2 separate regions of the Mus musculus genome follow, and region 2 is linked to region 1. The links are chromatin loops, found by intact Hi-C in ENCODE. Cell type or tissue: left cerebral cortex. All regions are shown on one strand.

Region 1 (8,000 bases):
TCCCCTGGAAGAGAAGATTGAATAGTTATGGATGGATGGATGGGGGGGGGGGAGGGTAATGTATGGAGAATCATATGGGGAGTGGGAGGAAACACAGGGTAAGAGAGGAAATGGAGGGAGGGATATCTACAACTAAGGGTCATTTGAGTGGTTGTATGGAAACCCACTACAGTAGAAGCTTCCTAAAATATATACATATACAAAGGTGAGCTAGATAAACCACCAAATAACAGGAAACAGATACCCAACTGGACATCTCTCACCATCAAATAAAGGACCAGAAGTGAGCTACACCACAGTTGAGTTGTTGGCAAAGGGGGCCCATGGGAACCATGAAACAATCTAAGCTTTTTTTTTTTAAAGGTTTATTTATTATTATATGTAAGCACACTGTAGCTGTCTTCAGACACACCAGAAGAGCACGTCAGATCTCATTATGGATGGTTGTGAGCCACCATGTGGTTGCTGGGATTTGAACTCAGGACCTTTGGAAGAGCAGTCAGTGCTCTTAACTGCTGAGCCATTTCACCAGCCCCAACCTAAGCTTTTGGTTGATCTCCATAACACTGCAGGTGGCCCAGAACCTGATACCAGAGAGCCCAGGTACCTAGGGGAAAACTGACTACGACTTCTTGGCTGAAGAGACATAGTCACACAGTGACTACTAACAACACTGTGCTATATTCAAAAATGAGTGCCTTGCTCCGCCATCATCACGGAAGCTTCTCCCTGTAGTAAATGAAAACAAACACAGACCCACAGCTAGGCTATGTGCAGAGAGTAAGACCTGGAACACCTCTGAATGAGGTGTCCATCAAAGCCCGCCCTCGGGGCTCAGGGAAGCCCGTGGAAGAGGAGGAAGAAAGATTGTAAGAGCTAGGTGAGATGGGCAACATGAAAGAAAGGAGGCCTTCTAAGCTCAGGAGTGATGCACAGAGGGACTGACAGAGACGGAGGAAGCACAAATCCTGCACAGACAGGTCCAGCCCAACAGGGTCCCAGCCCTGAGAGGGCAAGAGGACCACAAGCTCCCCCTCTAACCCAGAAGCTATCTCCAATTGATAACTACTCACAAATGAAAGATTAGTTCAGTCCAACCAAGTTTCACTGGGAACACAAATCACTACCAAGGTGCCATCATGCCCAGCAGTAGATAATCAACAGGAAGTTAACTCAGAGAACCTTTGGAGGAAGGTTCTCTGTCTCATGGCTTTCCAGTCTTTTTTTTTTTTTTTTTAACTTATGGATCCTTTGTGTATATATTATGGCTTCTGTTTGTTTTTTATGGGATTCCTATGTGTATAAACATTTGTGCTTCTGCATATATGTATTTCTCACGCTTTTTCTTTGGTTCTGTTTCTTCTTTTTGCTCATTTGTTTTGTCCTATTCTAGCTTTTGCTTTATATCATTATCATCATCGTTATTCAGATACCAGCTTGTTTTCTAACAGGAAGCAGAAAGGTTGTAGATTCAGACTGGAGGGAAGGTGAGAAGGATCTTGGACAAGTCAAGGGAAGGGAAAAATGTAATCAGAATGTATTGTATGAAAAGTCTGTTTTCAACAAAGGAAAAACTAAAACGCACGGTCTGATCATTCCAGCACAGCTGTCACCTTCTGGGTCTGGTTTTGATGCTTGCCATGCTCATTCAAACTATGGTTTGCCTTGCTCTGTGCCTTGCAATTTTTTTTATTAAAAGACAGATATAATTTACTGAGTAAAAGGGGAAAATGTTCTACAGTTTTTAATTTTTTATTTTATCTGAGTCTTTAGGTGAGCTTATAAACTTTAGTTATTCTCAGGGGGTTTTTTTTGTTTTTTGTTTTTTGGGTTTTTTTGTTTTGTTTTGTTTTGTTTTTTTTGGTTTTTCCATACAGGGTTTCTCTGTGTAGCCCTGGCTGTCCTGGAACTCACTCTGTAGACCAGGCTGGCCTCGAACTCAGAAATCCACCTGGCTCTGCCTCCTGAGTGCTGGGATTAAAGGCATGCACCACCACGGCCGGCCTCAGGTGTTTTTTTTGGTTGGTTAGTTGGTTGGGTTTTTGTTTTGTTTTGTTTGGTTTGGTTTGGTTTGGTTTGGTTTGGTTTGGTTTGGTTTGGTTTGGTTTTGAATTCTCAGCCCCTTACAAGGAATAGGATTCTAGAACTAGAGAGGACTGAAGATGCCCATCTCCCTTCTCCCTGACTGGATGAGCACAGGGAAAACTCATGCTGAGTTAAGCCCTGGTCAAGTCATTTTTGAGGGCAAGCCTCCTTAAGAACACACATGTTTACATTGATACTACCTCTAGAGCAGTGGTCCCAGCCTCCCTAATGCTACAACCCTTTATACAGCTCCTCATATTGTGGTGACCCCAACCATAATTATCTCATTGCTACTTCATAACTATCATCTGGTTGTTATGAATCGTAATGAAAATATCTCATGTTCAGGATACCTGATACGTGATCCCTATGAAAGGATCATTCGACCCCCAGAAGGGTCATGACCCACACGTGACAAACACTGCTCTAAAGGAAACAGTAGGAAAATTTTTCTCCCTCCTTCCCTGAAAAATCGTGAAAATAAACTTCTCAAAGTATGAGAATACTCCACTCCACATGACTGCATCCTCCGTCGTTTACAAAAGTCAGACTAAACTACAAAGTGCCTACAGCAATAGGTCAATCACTCTTCAGTTTCTGGCCCTAGTACTGCTTCTTGCAATGATGAATTTCTAGTCTGATGGATTGTGATTCTCTGTATTCCTGTTTCTGTTTCGGGGGGCAGCAGCTCTCCCTGCGTGACTTCACTTCTGTAAGAATTATGAATTCCTCAACTTGTTCAACTTCTTACAGGAGTATAACTTATAATATCCACATGTGGTGGTTTGACTGGAAATGGCTTGTATATTTGAATATTTTAATCACCAGACACTGGAATCATTTAAAAGGATTAGGAGGCACGAATACAAGATTAGTTTTAAGTAAGTTGGGTTTTAAGCACTGAGATACCCTAATACACACTGGCTTGGTACTTCAAGCCTGGAGTTTAGGAACACTACCCTGACTGGAGACAGACTATGGTGATCATCCTATTAATTATATACGTTAAAAGCCAGGGTGTGAGTTAGTGTGAAGTGAGAGAAGGGCTTTGAACAGTACCGTGGAGAATGTCAACCCTTAAAGTGTGTAATCAGGAAATGAGCCATGAAAAAGACAAAATGCGGTGTTTTAGTGGGTACATTTCAACACAAGCAGCATTTGGGATTACATCAGCAAATACAGCAGCCTCTGTCTCCACATAGTTGGTCCACTCTTAAAAGGGGCCCACTCTGCTCCCTCGGTTCCCTTCCTGAAAACTTCTCTCCGTGTCCGATGGTCCCTGAAATCCCAGGACCTGGTCGTAACCTGCTGAAATCCGAGGTCGGGCTGTTGCTAGGATGGGCACCTCTCCCTCTAGTGTTCCTTCAAAGCCCTTGAGGGCCGCAGTGTTGACTCGTCCTGGACCCAGACCCGCAAAACAAGGGGCTGCATTAGCTCGCTAGCGCATGCAACCCGCAAATCAGTAGCTCGCTAGCTAGCGCGTGCAAGCCCGGGAAGAGGGGGGCGGGGGGACCGCGGACAGGGACACACGGAAGGCGTGGCTTGTTCTACACGTGCTTTCCCACACGTGTTACCACACGCTATATTTCTCTCACGTCTAACGTACAAAGACTGCACGAAAATTAGACAAGGAAATACCACAGAGATGCTTTGCAGGGGCTCAGTTGAGCCAGCCTGGAATAAAGCGCTTCACGGCCCCAAAACTACTGCCTCCCCAGCAACGGAGCGCAGTAGCCGAAACTCAGGCTCCGAAACGCGGGCCCCGCCCTTCCGGTATTAGGCCCGCCTCCCAGCCGAGTCCCGCCCTACGCACAGCCACCTCCTCCCGCCCTCACGTACGCCCCGCCTACATCGAAGGCCCGCCTCCCGCGCACAGCCCCTCCCCTCACGCACGGTCCAGCCCTCACCCGGGTTCCGCTACACTCGTGAACCTTAGCGCTCGATCCCGAACTAGCGGCCATGGCGAACCAGGTATGGAGGCGCGCGGTGGGCCGGAGCAGAGGAGGGGAACGCCCGGGTGGCCCGCTGCCGCCCGCCGGGGAAGGCGAGCGCAGCCGCAGCGAGGGCATGGAGGCTTTGTTTCGGCGCCGCGCTTGGAGAGCAGCTCTGCTTTCTGCTCTGCTCCGCCGGAGCCCGGTGGGCTGAGGCCCGCGCCCGTCACGCGGGACGGAAGAACTTGCCCGGGTCGCGCCCGGGTTGCAGGATCAGATTTGGAGCGCGGGCCGTGCTCAAAACTCCCAAGCAAAGTTAGGCCCTTCCTTCGACCTTGGCTTTCTACGTGCAGCACGGTGTACCTGTTTTTTTCAAATCACGTTATTTGACTTTCAAGTCCATCTCCAGTAAACCCAGTGAGTGGCTTGCAACCTTTATTCTGTCAACACATTTCATAAGCGTCAAGTGAACTGATCAAAACCCAGCATTTCTCACTAGGTTTGGTTCCGTGGTTAAGAAGGTCTGTACTGAGTGTAATCGCTCTAGTAGCTCATTGCTTTAGATGCGCGATATAAATTTCATATGGAATTGTAAACTTTACAGAGCCACATAAAATTAATTCTAATGGTATGTTTACCCAACCTGATACTCGCAATATTATTTCCACGTTATAAGTATTTTTAAATTGAGATATTCTTCACTCTTCTAAGCTTTCAAATTTTTACATCATACCTGATTTCAGTTCACACTTGTCCTTTATCTATAGTGTTCAATAGCCACCTGTGGCAAATGGCTAATGCATTAGTTAGCACAGTTATAAGAGATGGTTATAGTATTTTTACCCCCATTTGGATATTTCTTAGGATCCTTTCCACTGGGAAGTATTGCACTAAAGTGATGCTATATAAGCCATCCCAAGGAAAAGATAATTAGGTCGCATAATACTAAGCTTGAATACTAACCTTGAATTACTTGCCAAACCTAGTGAAAGACTCTGGGTGGGATTTTGCTTGGCTTGTCCATTGTTGTGCTAGGACTCAAATCCAAGGCCTTGTGCATTCAAGGCACATGCTCTACCATTGAGCTACACCCCAGCTTGGGACATGTATTCCATAGTCTTCTTTCCTTTTCTTTCTTTCCTCCTCTTCTTCTTCCTTTTCCTCCTCCTCCTCCATCTCTTCCCCACCTCCCACCCTCCTTTAAGATGTGTGTGTGTGTGCCTGTGTGTGTGTATATGCATGCAGGAGCCTGTGGAAGCCAGGGGGTGGCACAGATCCTCTGGAACTAGAATTACAGGTAGCTGTGAGAGTGTAGATGCATAGGACTGAACCTGGAGTTTTCTGCAAGAGCAGTAGGTGGGTGCTCTTAACCACTGAGCCATCTCTTCAGCCCTTTGATTTTATATATATGTATACACAATTTAAATATAAATAATATATATGCACATATTTGTTGTCCTGGTTGATGGTGGTTTAGGGTGGAAGGTTTGAGATGGAATCTCTCCATGTAGCCCTGTCGGTCCTGGAACTTGAAGTGTAGATCTAGCTGGCCTCGAGCTCACTGAGAGCCACTTGCCTCTGCCTCTGAGCGCTGGGACTAAAGGTTTGCCTCACTGTATCTGGCCCTTTAATTTTATGTTATTCACTGTGTGATTTATGTGAGACCTAAAAACAATTCTCCATCTCACTTAGAGGTTATAAGCTTTTCTGTGAATATGCTGTTCAATTTAGTTTTATTTATTTAGCTTTGCGTGTGTCTGAGTTTGTAGCGTGTGTGTGTGTGTGTGTGTGTGTGTGTGTGTGTGTGTTTATGTTTATGCGTGTTCACAGGTGGGTATGTCAAGGTCTCAGGCTGACATCAGGTCTTCAATTGCTCCACCATACATTGAATCAGGGTCTTTCACTTGAACCCAGAGCTCTCCAGGCCAGTTACTCGATCCAGCCAGCTTGATCTGCCTCCAGGTGTTATGCTGGGGAGCTGAACTCTGGGCCTCAGGCCTGCACGGGCAGGAGCTGTACGCCCTGGACCCTCTCCACAGCCTGGCACACTAACATGAGCAGCATCATTATCTTGGTTGCCCGTGAAGTAATTACTAATCTAGGAGAATAAACTTTACTTCTTTTCCCCCACCTCAGGTGATCAGGTGTAAGGCTGCAGTCGCCTGGGAGGCGGGAAAGCCTCTCTCCATAGAGGAGATAGAAGTGGCCCCTCCAAAGGCTCATGAAGTTCGGATTAAGGTAATGTCCAGCTAAGGCATTGTGGGAGAAACCCCAAAGGGCGGTGTCAAGGAGAAAGCATTGGAAGTCTTCCTGCCACAGAATCACAGTCCTCCCCACACCTGCCCTTCCTCAAGTTGGCCTCTCCATCTTTTTGTATTTGCTCATGGGCGGGCTAAGAAGCCAAACCTACGGATTAGTGGATTGCCACAATAGAACGGTCATAGTTTGGGTTTAAGGTGGCTTTATGTGACCCTCCCCTTTCCGCTAGTCTCATAACTCACAGAGTGGCGTTGTATTAGAATCAAAGAAAAGACACGGTCTTCAGTTTTGCTTCAGAAAAACTGGAAAGAGGTTCTTGATTGATTAGAGCGGCAAACAGATGAAGTTCTGCTGCCCACAGAGCTTTAAATTGTCCTGCCCGTGATGGACAAGGCCAGGGTTCTGTGGATCCATTTGTCCCCCGCTCCTCACCCTCCACTGTGGCTAAGAATTTATGGAGAGGCAGAAGGCAGCGTTCCGGAGAGACCTGTGCTGCCTTGACGTTTGTAAAACTGTTTTTACCCTCTGCTCTCTGCTTGTTTATGACACAAAGTTAATGCTTTAAAGTTATAACCATTGCGTGTGTTTGTTCCTTAACATTCTGGGACAGTGTTTCCTTGAAGGGCAAGAGTCACGACTCTTACTTCATCAGGACACCAGGCACATTGTGCAGATTAGCCTGTGCCCCAAGGTTTGCATGTATCCAATTGAGAAGCACAAAACCTACTGCTTTTCAAGGTCCTTTTCAGCCAAGATCTAAGAGTCTGAAATGCTATACTTTATGTATTTATGTTCGTGTTCAGAAGACAGTTTGTCGTAGATTACTAAGATGAGTGGTGTGGGCACACCAACAGCTTCATCCCCAGGAAACTGCTGGCTTACAGCAAGAATGGATACACAGAGCAGAAGCAGAAAAGCAGAAATACAAACAAGGTTTTGCCTTTACTTGCTTTTCTCTTTAATGTATAAGTTTAAGTACCTGATTGAGATTATATACCGCATGCATGCAGGAGCCTGCAGAGACCAGAGGACATTGGGGGCCAGAGGAGTTGCAGGGAGTTGTGAGCTGCCTGGTGTGGGTGCTGAGAACCAAAGACTGGGTCATCCACAAGAGCCGTAAGCGCTCTCAATCACTGAGCCAGCTTTCTAGCCCCAAGAACGATTTTTAGAAGCCAGAGAGTGCAGTGAAAGGCTTATCTGAATAGAAATTGTGTAGGTCAGCAAAAGGACTGGGTTCCACCAAAAGCTCTGAATTTTGACAGAGGCCAGCCAGCCAGGCATCTCCAAGAAACAATGTCTGTGTAGGCATCACATTCCCCAACTTAGGAAGCCAGCAGTGAGATGGCCCCAGCTGTTTCAATCCTCTGTAACTGAAGGCACTGTGCTGGGGAAGCCACCGGCTTTACCTGTACTTGTTCTCACACAACAAAAAGGAAAAGATCTGTGCCACACCTCCATGTATATCAATGTGCCGCTCTTCTCAACACTACGGGAAGTCCACCAGGTCTAAAGATGCCGTGGGTTGTAAGCATGCTAGTTTTGGAGAAGTAGATCTGTAAAGGAAACGAGTCTACAGATGTGCAGTGCAGTATGACACAGTGTCCTGTACACGACTTGTACTCTAGCTGCGCGTGCACACTTAGATGCTTCTTCTCTTACCGGCCTGGTAGATCCTTGCCACTGCTGTTTGCCACACCGATGCCTATACCCTGAGCGGAGCTGACC
Region 2 (8,000 bases), 520 kb before region 1:
GTAGTAAAATCTATGCAAACCACTCTTCGTTGTGTGTAGACTTGGAAACAACTTCTATATTTGTGACCTGATTTCTAAAAAGGAGTGCTTTAAGGCTGTAGCTATTCTGCATTGTTAGGCTTGTACCTCTGTGGATTTGTAATCCATTAAAAAGAACATTCTACTTTTTTACCGCCTTTGGTATATTAGCGACTATTTAAATTAATTACCGTGGAAATTAGAACTTACCTGTGCTATACAGATTTTTCTAACGTTTTTTATAATGTATTGAGCACCTGTCTTTTAATTTGTTTTTTTTTTTTTGTTTGTTTGTTTGTTTTTTCTGAGTAGACAATATACTTATAAACTTCAAGGTTGCAGAGCTCCCTGCGCCTGGGCTGCAGTCATGAGCTCCGCTGGGAGAAGCATCTGCTGTCAGAAGTCTTTATGTCCTGGCAACCAGGCACAGATAGGAGTATACTGTGTGCGCGTGACAGGCATCACATATGCGCACACAAAGCTTGCTTACAGTTTATAACATAGTTTGTTGCTTAAGGTACATTTTTCAAAACTGAAGTTTCTTTTTCACTTACTATGACTTTAAGAGGATAGAGAGATGGCTCGGTAGTTACGGGCACTTGCTGCTCTGTGAAAAACACAGATGGGTTCACGTCCTAGCACCCGTGCTGGGTAATCCACAGCCACCTCTGAGTCCAGTTTCCAGGAATTTGATGCTCTCTGCTGGCCTTGGAAGGTACCATCGTGCATGTCCATACACAAATAGGCACACAGATGGGGTTGGTTGGCTTGTTTGTTTTAAATTCATGAGCATATACATATTGGTGGGTAGAGACTTAAGGTGCAAGTGTAAGGACCGGAGTTTGGGTCCTCGGAACTCACATGAAGTCAGTGAGGTGTGGGGACAAGGGAATCCCTGGAAGCTCATGGCCAGCCTGTCGGAGAGACCCGAGGATGTCCTCTTACTTCCACGTGCAAACTGGGTCGTGGTCTCTGTCTCTGTGTGTGTGTCTGTCTGTCTCTCTGCGTCTGTCTCTCTGTGTGTGTCTGTCTGTCTGCATCTGTCTCTCTGTGTGTGTCTGTGTCTCCCTCCCCTCCTCTCTCTCTCACACACACATACACAGATACACATGCTTACACACATACTCTCTTTCACACACACACTTTGAAATCAGATCTGCTCAGTGCCTAAAAAACAGCCCCTCCTTTTCAGTTACTTGATGCCCTAATATTTAGCCAAGCCGCCACTTCCCCAGAGAAGTGTTCTCCCTACAGATCTTCTAATGGCACCTCCCATAGTAGTAATTTTACCTTAGTGTAAGATTATTTGCTTGATAATAACTCAACTACTACTCAACTTCAATTCTAAGATTGTAGAGTCAGTATCACATGATCAGGAAATACTAAGTGCCTTAAAATCTGAAAACCCAGTATCAGAAATCAGAAAGAGTGAGGGAAACAGACAAAGGTTCTTTAGTTTTTACCGTTGTCAGAGCTGAACCCTTTTCTGCTTCTATAAACCATGGAATGATAGAACATAAGCTTTACTCTTCAATAATTAACATACGTGTGGTAAATATCCTCAGCATCTCAGTGGTACACGTTAGGGAATTTCTAGACAAGTTTTTCTCAACACGCCTGGGAACATATTCTAACACACACACACACACACACACACGCATATGTTTTTCAGGAACATGCATGAAACAGTAGGGGACTTTGCTTCTTGGTGGTAGAGCTCTTGCTAGAGTGTGCAGCTCCCTGCGTTCCGTCTGCGGTGCTGGAGGAGGGGAAAAAGAAATGTCTATATGCGTGAGAAGTACCACCATGAGTCTGAGATACATATTTGTAGAAATCAAAGTAACTTTGTAATACTGAACTTTGTTTTCTTGTAGTGTTGAAGGGCTCCATGCAATTGTTGTGTCAGATAGAGACGGGGTGCCGGTTATTAAAGGTAAAGCTAACTGCATGCATATGGCACATTTACTTTTGACAAAAAATGTTTTATATTTAAATAATTAAAAATATAGACAGCTTATTTCAACAAACTAGAAAGACTGTTTTAGTTGTTCGAGGAAGTATATACGTTGTGTGTTGAGGACTTGGTGTAGAGCCTACAGTGAACTGCATGTCATCTGGACCATGTAACATCTAGCATCTGTGTGCATTTACCATAGTCCTGGTTATCCACTGAGGATGCTTATGGCATAATACAAATCATTAAACAAGTCTTTACTGTTGAAAGTGTGAGCAAGGCAGGCAGGCAGCCAACCCCTAAGCCACGGCACTAGCTCACACTGGTGGGTTTTTTGTTTTGTTTTGTTTTTTAAGATTTATTTATTTATATGCATTCATATATGTATTCATATACATATGAATATGAATGCACTGTTGCTGTCTTCCGACACACCAGAAGAGGGCATCCAATCCCATTACAGATGGTTGTGAGCCACCATGTGATTGCTGGGAATTGAACTCAGGACCTCTAGAAGAGCAGTCAGTGCTCTTACCTGCTGAGCCATCTCTCCAGCCCCACTGGTGGGTTTTAATCTTGTGGGGTTTTGCTTCTTTACTAGAAACATATTTTTTAAAACTTTAATGTCATTAGTTTAGTTGATCAGAATCTAAGAAGTTTCTAAAAATACATCTCTGTAAAGTCTTGAGACCTCTATGCATGCATACAATGTGTTTTGATCATATTCGGTTCCACCCCAAATCCACCAAACATGGTTTTGGCAGTCCTCAACTTTCTTTGGTGCACATTTGCTGTAACAGAGGTAGTGTGAGCTCAGCTTGTCTGCTGTTCGTATCTCCTGGCATCATCAAAGTGGACTTTGCTGGTTTCACTTACCAAAGATTAAAGATGAAATAGTGTCTTATGCATTTTATTTACAATTTCTTTTCCATATCAGGTAAATTTAGACATTAGGATTAAAACGTGCTTTGAGGTCACGTGGGTTATTTCTTCCAGTTTATCCATTAGCATGGTCAAGTGCAGAGAGGACACTGCCTGGGCAGAGCTGGGCATTGAGTTGGTGACAAGACATGATAAGAGTCCATTGACTGTGTGCCACCCACCACACAGCCACACCGTGTGGGCAGCTATGGCCAGCCACCTTCCTCTTCTCACCCCTAGAAAGAGGGCTCAGGTGATTCTCCAGCCCTCATGTTCTTTCCCAGAATGTCTGTGAACCACTGAACCTCCATACTTAGCTGATGCAGCTGCTACACTAGTCTAGCCTTAACGAGCGAGAGGAGCGTGAAGCTGGCAGCCAGCCATTGGGCTGTGGGTTTGTATGAGAGCAAAAGGCATTTTCCATCTGATTCTGTCTACACCAGAGCACTGTAGTATAGTACAGTGATGACTATAGTCTGAGATGGCCAGGATATTCATTCTGTTACATGTAAGGCAGCGTGTCGTCCCTGAGGGATTTATAGTCACAGACCTTCCGAGACCCAGCTAGCAGTAGGGTTTTCAACATGGCAAGTGTCCTGTTGTGCCTAGGCTTTTACTGGTTTGTGTTTTTTAAAACTTGCTGTTGAACTCTTCCCTCCATACTCTACATGACGTTTATGTAATCACTGATCGCAGTGGCTAACGACAGTGCCCCAGAGCACGCCCTGAGACCTGGCTTCCTATCCACGTTTGCCCTCGCAACAGACCAAGGCAGCAAACTCGGACTTTCAAAAAACAAAAGCATCATCTGCTACTATAACACCTACCAGGTCTGTATATTCCGTTTACAGCGACTGATGCACTTCTGATTTCACTACCATTTTTACATCTTTTGTATAAATTAGTTTTAGTATAAGTCTAGATTTTAGTGTCAGGGGGATAGAATTTTTAATAGTTAGCTCGAACTAATCTTTATTTTTAAGAAAGGGAATAATTATTATGGAAAAGTACTTAAAACTTTAAAAATAAAGAGCTTGTTATGCTATAAAGTATGTGTTAGATCATTGTTAACTCCAGTAGATGGTGCCGTTAGCTTACATAGCTGCGATTCTTCAACACAATTCCTCTGTTGTGACAGGTTAAAAAACAAACAAACAAAAAGCTTACCTTGAAAGTTGAATGATGAGCTGTTTGAATTTGTAGACTTGCAACATTACTACTTCTTTCCTTTTAGGTGGTTCAGTTCAATCGTTTGCCTCTGGTGGTGAGTTTCATAGCCAGCAGCAGTGCCAACACAGGTATGTTAGCAGGGCCACAGATGCCGCCTGGAATTCTTTATAGCGTTCTGCAGCGTGAGAGATTAGGACGGACAGAGCCTCAGCCCCATCTCTGTTTTCTCTTGAATTCTATTCCCAGTTCACATGCCTGCCTCCCTCCCCGGCCTCGTCCACCTCGACGGTGGCTTCCAGATGCTCTTGAGATGAGGCAAGACATTGGGGTTTGCGTAGAAACGTCAGCTCAGTGTTGCATTGCGTGTGCTGTTTGTGACTCCCATTGTAACAGCCTATGAAAAAAGGAAGGGCTACAGGACATAAACTGAACAGAATACATACAGGGCGCTGTATAAGTGTCATAATTCTCTACACCAACCAATTAAATTACAACGCTGAGACAAGTTGAATGTCATTGACAATTTAGAGATAATTTCATAGTTTCTTTTCTGTCGCTGTGGCGAACTACTCTGGCAAAAGCCACATGAGGAGAAAGGGTTCATTTCAGCCCAGAGTTCATATGAAAAATCTTCTAACATTCTAATTTTTTAACTCTTTTTTAGGACTAATTGTCAGCCTAGAAAAGGAGCTAGCTCCGTTATTTGAAGAACTGATAAAAGTTGTGGAAGTGTCTTAATCCAGCAGTGGTTCTGATGCACACCTGGGCCTCACTGCAGCAACCCTGGACCAGGCCAGCAACCTTCCGACCACAATAGTACTTGTAGCTATGTATTCAGAAGGCCGCTTTTCCACATTACACTAAAGAAGAGCCTATTGCTATAATTTATAGACAGATCAATTGTTATATTTATGTGTATAAAATCTTTTCTTACTTAGTGAGGTCTGAGAACACCACAGAAATGGTCATTCGATTGCAGCTCCCATGGAGTTAGTGCAGGCACCTGAAAGTGAGTGGTATCTGTCCAGAGCAGAGGGTCAGACCGGGACCGTGAGGCCCTTGAGCCAGCAGGCACACCTGCTGAACTCTGCTCCACTCCATAAGCCGCAGACCCTTTTACTGAGAATAATAATGAGGTCATATTTTTCTTCAGATTATATTTTATTTCTTTGCATTGTGAGGAAGATGAAATGGCTTAGTAAAAATAATTAAGTACAATCACTAACGCCCCTCTCTCTGTGTTCTCGGTGAGGATGAGTTACTAATGGATTTGATTCTTCAGGGTGCTGCTGTTCACTGAGAGCACAATCACTGCTTATGATGTCTCTCCGCTTTGCTGTAACCGTGCTTCCACCATTGTGTTCTTTGTACAATTGAAATGCATGTTACTGAGTTCTGTTTCCTTATCAGGATGTATATAAAATGACAGGATGGCCATTTTTTATACATGTGTATAAATAAAATAGTATTTTTAAAGGTACCGAATGAGCTCTGTATAGGCCTCTTTTTTGGACTTTGAAAAGTTTAATGGGCATAATTCTAACCTTCAGTCACATGAATAAGCCATGAATAGTTCATATAGGGATTGTATTGGAGACTGTGCCTAGTATAAACTGTCAAAAAGGAAGAAAAAAAAGAAAAGAAACCCTCCCTTGTGAGCCTGGCTGAATCTCCAGGAAAGAAGCGATCTCTGCTTATATGACTGAGAGGCTCAGGAGTAGATCAGCCATTCAAGCCCTGGCTGTCCCGGCACTTTGTCTCTGGAATGGTTCAGTCCCCATCCCTCCTGATGCATAGCTGTAGACACCATTGCCTGGGAATGTCTGCTCCGGACAGAGTGCTGGTGCTGTCCTTAGGTTCCGCACGAGCTGGTTGCCCGAGCACCCGCTGCTTTTCCTTCCCCTCATTTTCCAGTACAATCTGGGATGAGTGGTGAGTAGAGAAAGTGAGTGTGTGGTGCCCTGAGTTAGACACAGAAGGCCTCGGAGCCACAAACTGGGGCCACCTAAAGCAGGAGAAATCAAGCCGAGAGAATGTGTTATTGTCTTTAGGGAGCTATAAACTGTTAATGAACGATGAGATGCACCCACTAAGATAACAGAATTCTCATTGTCTGAGTTACCACATAACAATGTCTAGGAAATTGTTACTAGTGATGTGGCACATGAGACAGGAAGGTGACTCTACGTAACATAAAGCTAGAAAACTTAAGATTACACCTACTTAGTGTTGTGTGCGCATACACACGTGTACACATGTTGGGGTCAAAGGACAACTCAGGAGTCAGTTCTCTCCTGCGAAGTAGGTCTGGGGATTGGCCACACACACACAATAACAGTAAGTACAAATTTTAAAATACTTTAACAAACGGAATGAGATTCTTGAGGAGAAAGCTGTATGAGTTCTCGAGCAGATCAGCAGGGGTTATAAGTATGTGCCAAGGGACCAGCCTCGGCTTGGAGAAGGGGTCTGAGTTAAGGGGTGTCCGGGAGCAACGAAAACAACACTAAGTCAAATCGAGGGTCTGAGCTTTCCAGCTTTTTCCTCTCCTCTACATCTTCCTCTCTGATCTGCTTTCCTTGGAGATCTGCAGTTCTGCTTGAGAAAGTTCTCCAAGCAGTTCACTCTTGCTATTCTAAATTCCCTGGACAGCTCTTCTCCTGCAGATCATAAGCCCAGTCTTTTATTTTACATATTAATCCGGTCATTTACATCAGGTTTTCCTTTTGATTATCCTATGAGTCAGCATCCTGTGACCAGAGCCCCTTAGTTCTTAAAAAAACAGCAAGCACACATTTTCTAAAATTTTAACATTGCAACAGAATTTAGAGATATGCCTGCGTCTGTTAAGTAGACACTAAGCTAGCTGGGTGAGACCCTGTCCTGAAATTACCATTTCTAGCACACCTGGGCTTGGACTTGCTGCGTCCTAGGCTGACCTTGAACTCAGGAATCTGCCTGCCTTTGTATCTGACAAGCTGGCTCATAGTGTAGCTAGCTACCTCTGTTCCTTGAGATTTGTGAAGCCTCTCATATAATTCATATTGCATCCCTATTTTTTGCATCGTTGAGAAATTATATATTTTCAATCTCATGTTTTTAGAGTCCTTTTCCACAGCATTAAAGGCTGTCCTGAAGGTCCCAGCATTTAGTTTTGCTGAGACATTAGCCACAACTTCGTCTCCTGGACTCATACTGTCTCTGATTATCATGGGGTCGTTAACGTTAATAGGAAGGACATTGCTTAAAGGAGGAATGTAAAAAATGTACATTATTATACAAACAAGCCTTATGCCTATGGCAGCCATCCGAACTCTTGGAGCCTTTGTGCTGGCCCTGTCCCAGGGGCAGGAACCGAGTCATTCTGTCCCCATCAAGGTCTCGTCAGATGGCATGTATGCGTATTCGATATAGGGGAATGGTGTGAGATATTGGCACATGCAACTGTGGAGTAGCCCAGAGACAGAGACCATCTCCACTCAGTGCATTTTCCCTTGCGCCAAAGACCTTTTGGCTGATGGGTGAGTCCTGCCCATACTCGATTAACTAGACATTTCAGCTTGTTCTCCAGTTTCTTCCGTTCAGGTAGCGAAGTGAAGTCAAGCCTAGCAGTACAAGCAAGGTTTTGAGTAAATCACTAATATATCAATATCTAGTAACCAACCAGTCTTTTTAACCTTATTCTACTTCAAAAGCAATAAAAATGTTATAAAAGTTGGACATGTACCACAAAAACATGCACTTTTCATTTAATGAACAGAACTAAAGGATACAAATAAACTCCTTTTACAGAAGGTAAGTAGACTGTTTAGTAGGAGAGAAAGATTATTGTTTCTAAGAACATAAAAGCCATACATTTTAGGAGGAGCCACGTGTTACTCCTTATTTTGCAAACTTGACACAATGCATTTTATCAGGACGTTGCTTTATTCCATAA

What was found. Peaks named below come from ENCODE experiments on the same cell type or tissue, not always from the same donor. Only the 100,000 strongest peaks of a DNase experiment are listed, where the experiment ranks them.
Region 2: a loop joins it to region 1, with 2.2 times the contacts of the local background. A loop is called at or near these places in 2 of 42 quality-filtered maps.

The regions. Positions count from the first base shown.
Region 1 is chr3:138,439,138-138,447,137 of GRCm38, forward strand. It overlaps Adh5 (alcohol dehydrogenase 5 (class III), chi polypeptide), which reads left to right and starts at 3,956. Exons shown (of 9, transcript NM_007410.3): 1 at 3,956-4,056; 2 at 6,153-6,254; 3 at 7,946-8,000. The coding sequence starts at 4,045. In left cerebral cortex, a CTCF peak has its summit at 4,038; DNase peaks (open chromatin) are centred at 3,638 and 3,927; H3K4me3 peaks cover 1,975 bases; H3K27ac peaks cover 828 bases.
Region 2 is chr3:137,923,220-137,931,219 of GRCm38, forward strand. Lamtor3 (late endosomal/lysosomal adaptor, MAPK and MTOR activator 3) reads left to right here. Exons shown (of 7, transcript NM_019920.2): 4 at 1,893-1,951; 5 at 3,590-3,723; 6 at 4,128-4,191; 7 at 4,728-5,543. The coding sequence ends at 4,801. Dapp1 (dual adaptor for phosphotyrosine and 3-phosphoinositides 1) reads right to left here. Exons shown (of 9, transcript NM_011932.3): 9 at 7,788-8,000. Among named protein-coding and RNA genes, the nearest start is that of Lamtor3, 8.7 kb to the left of the region's middle. In left cerebral cortex, a CTCF peak has its summit at 4,037; no DNase peak of the experiment used is centred here.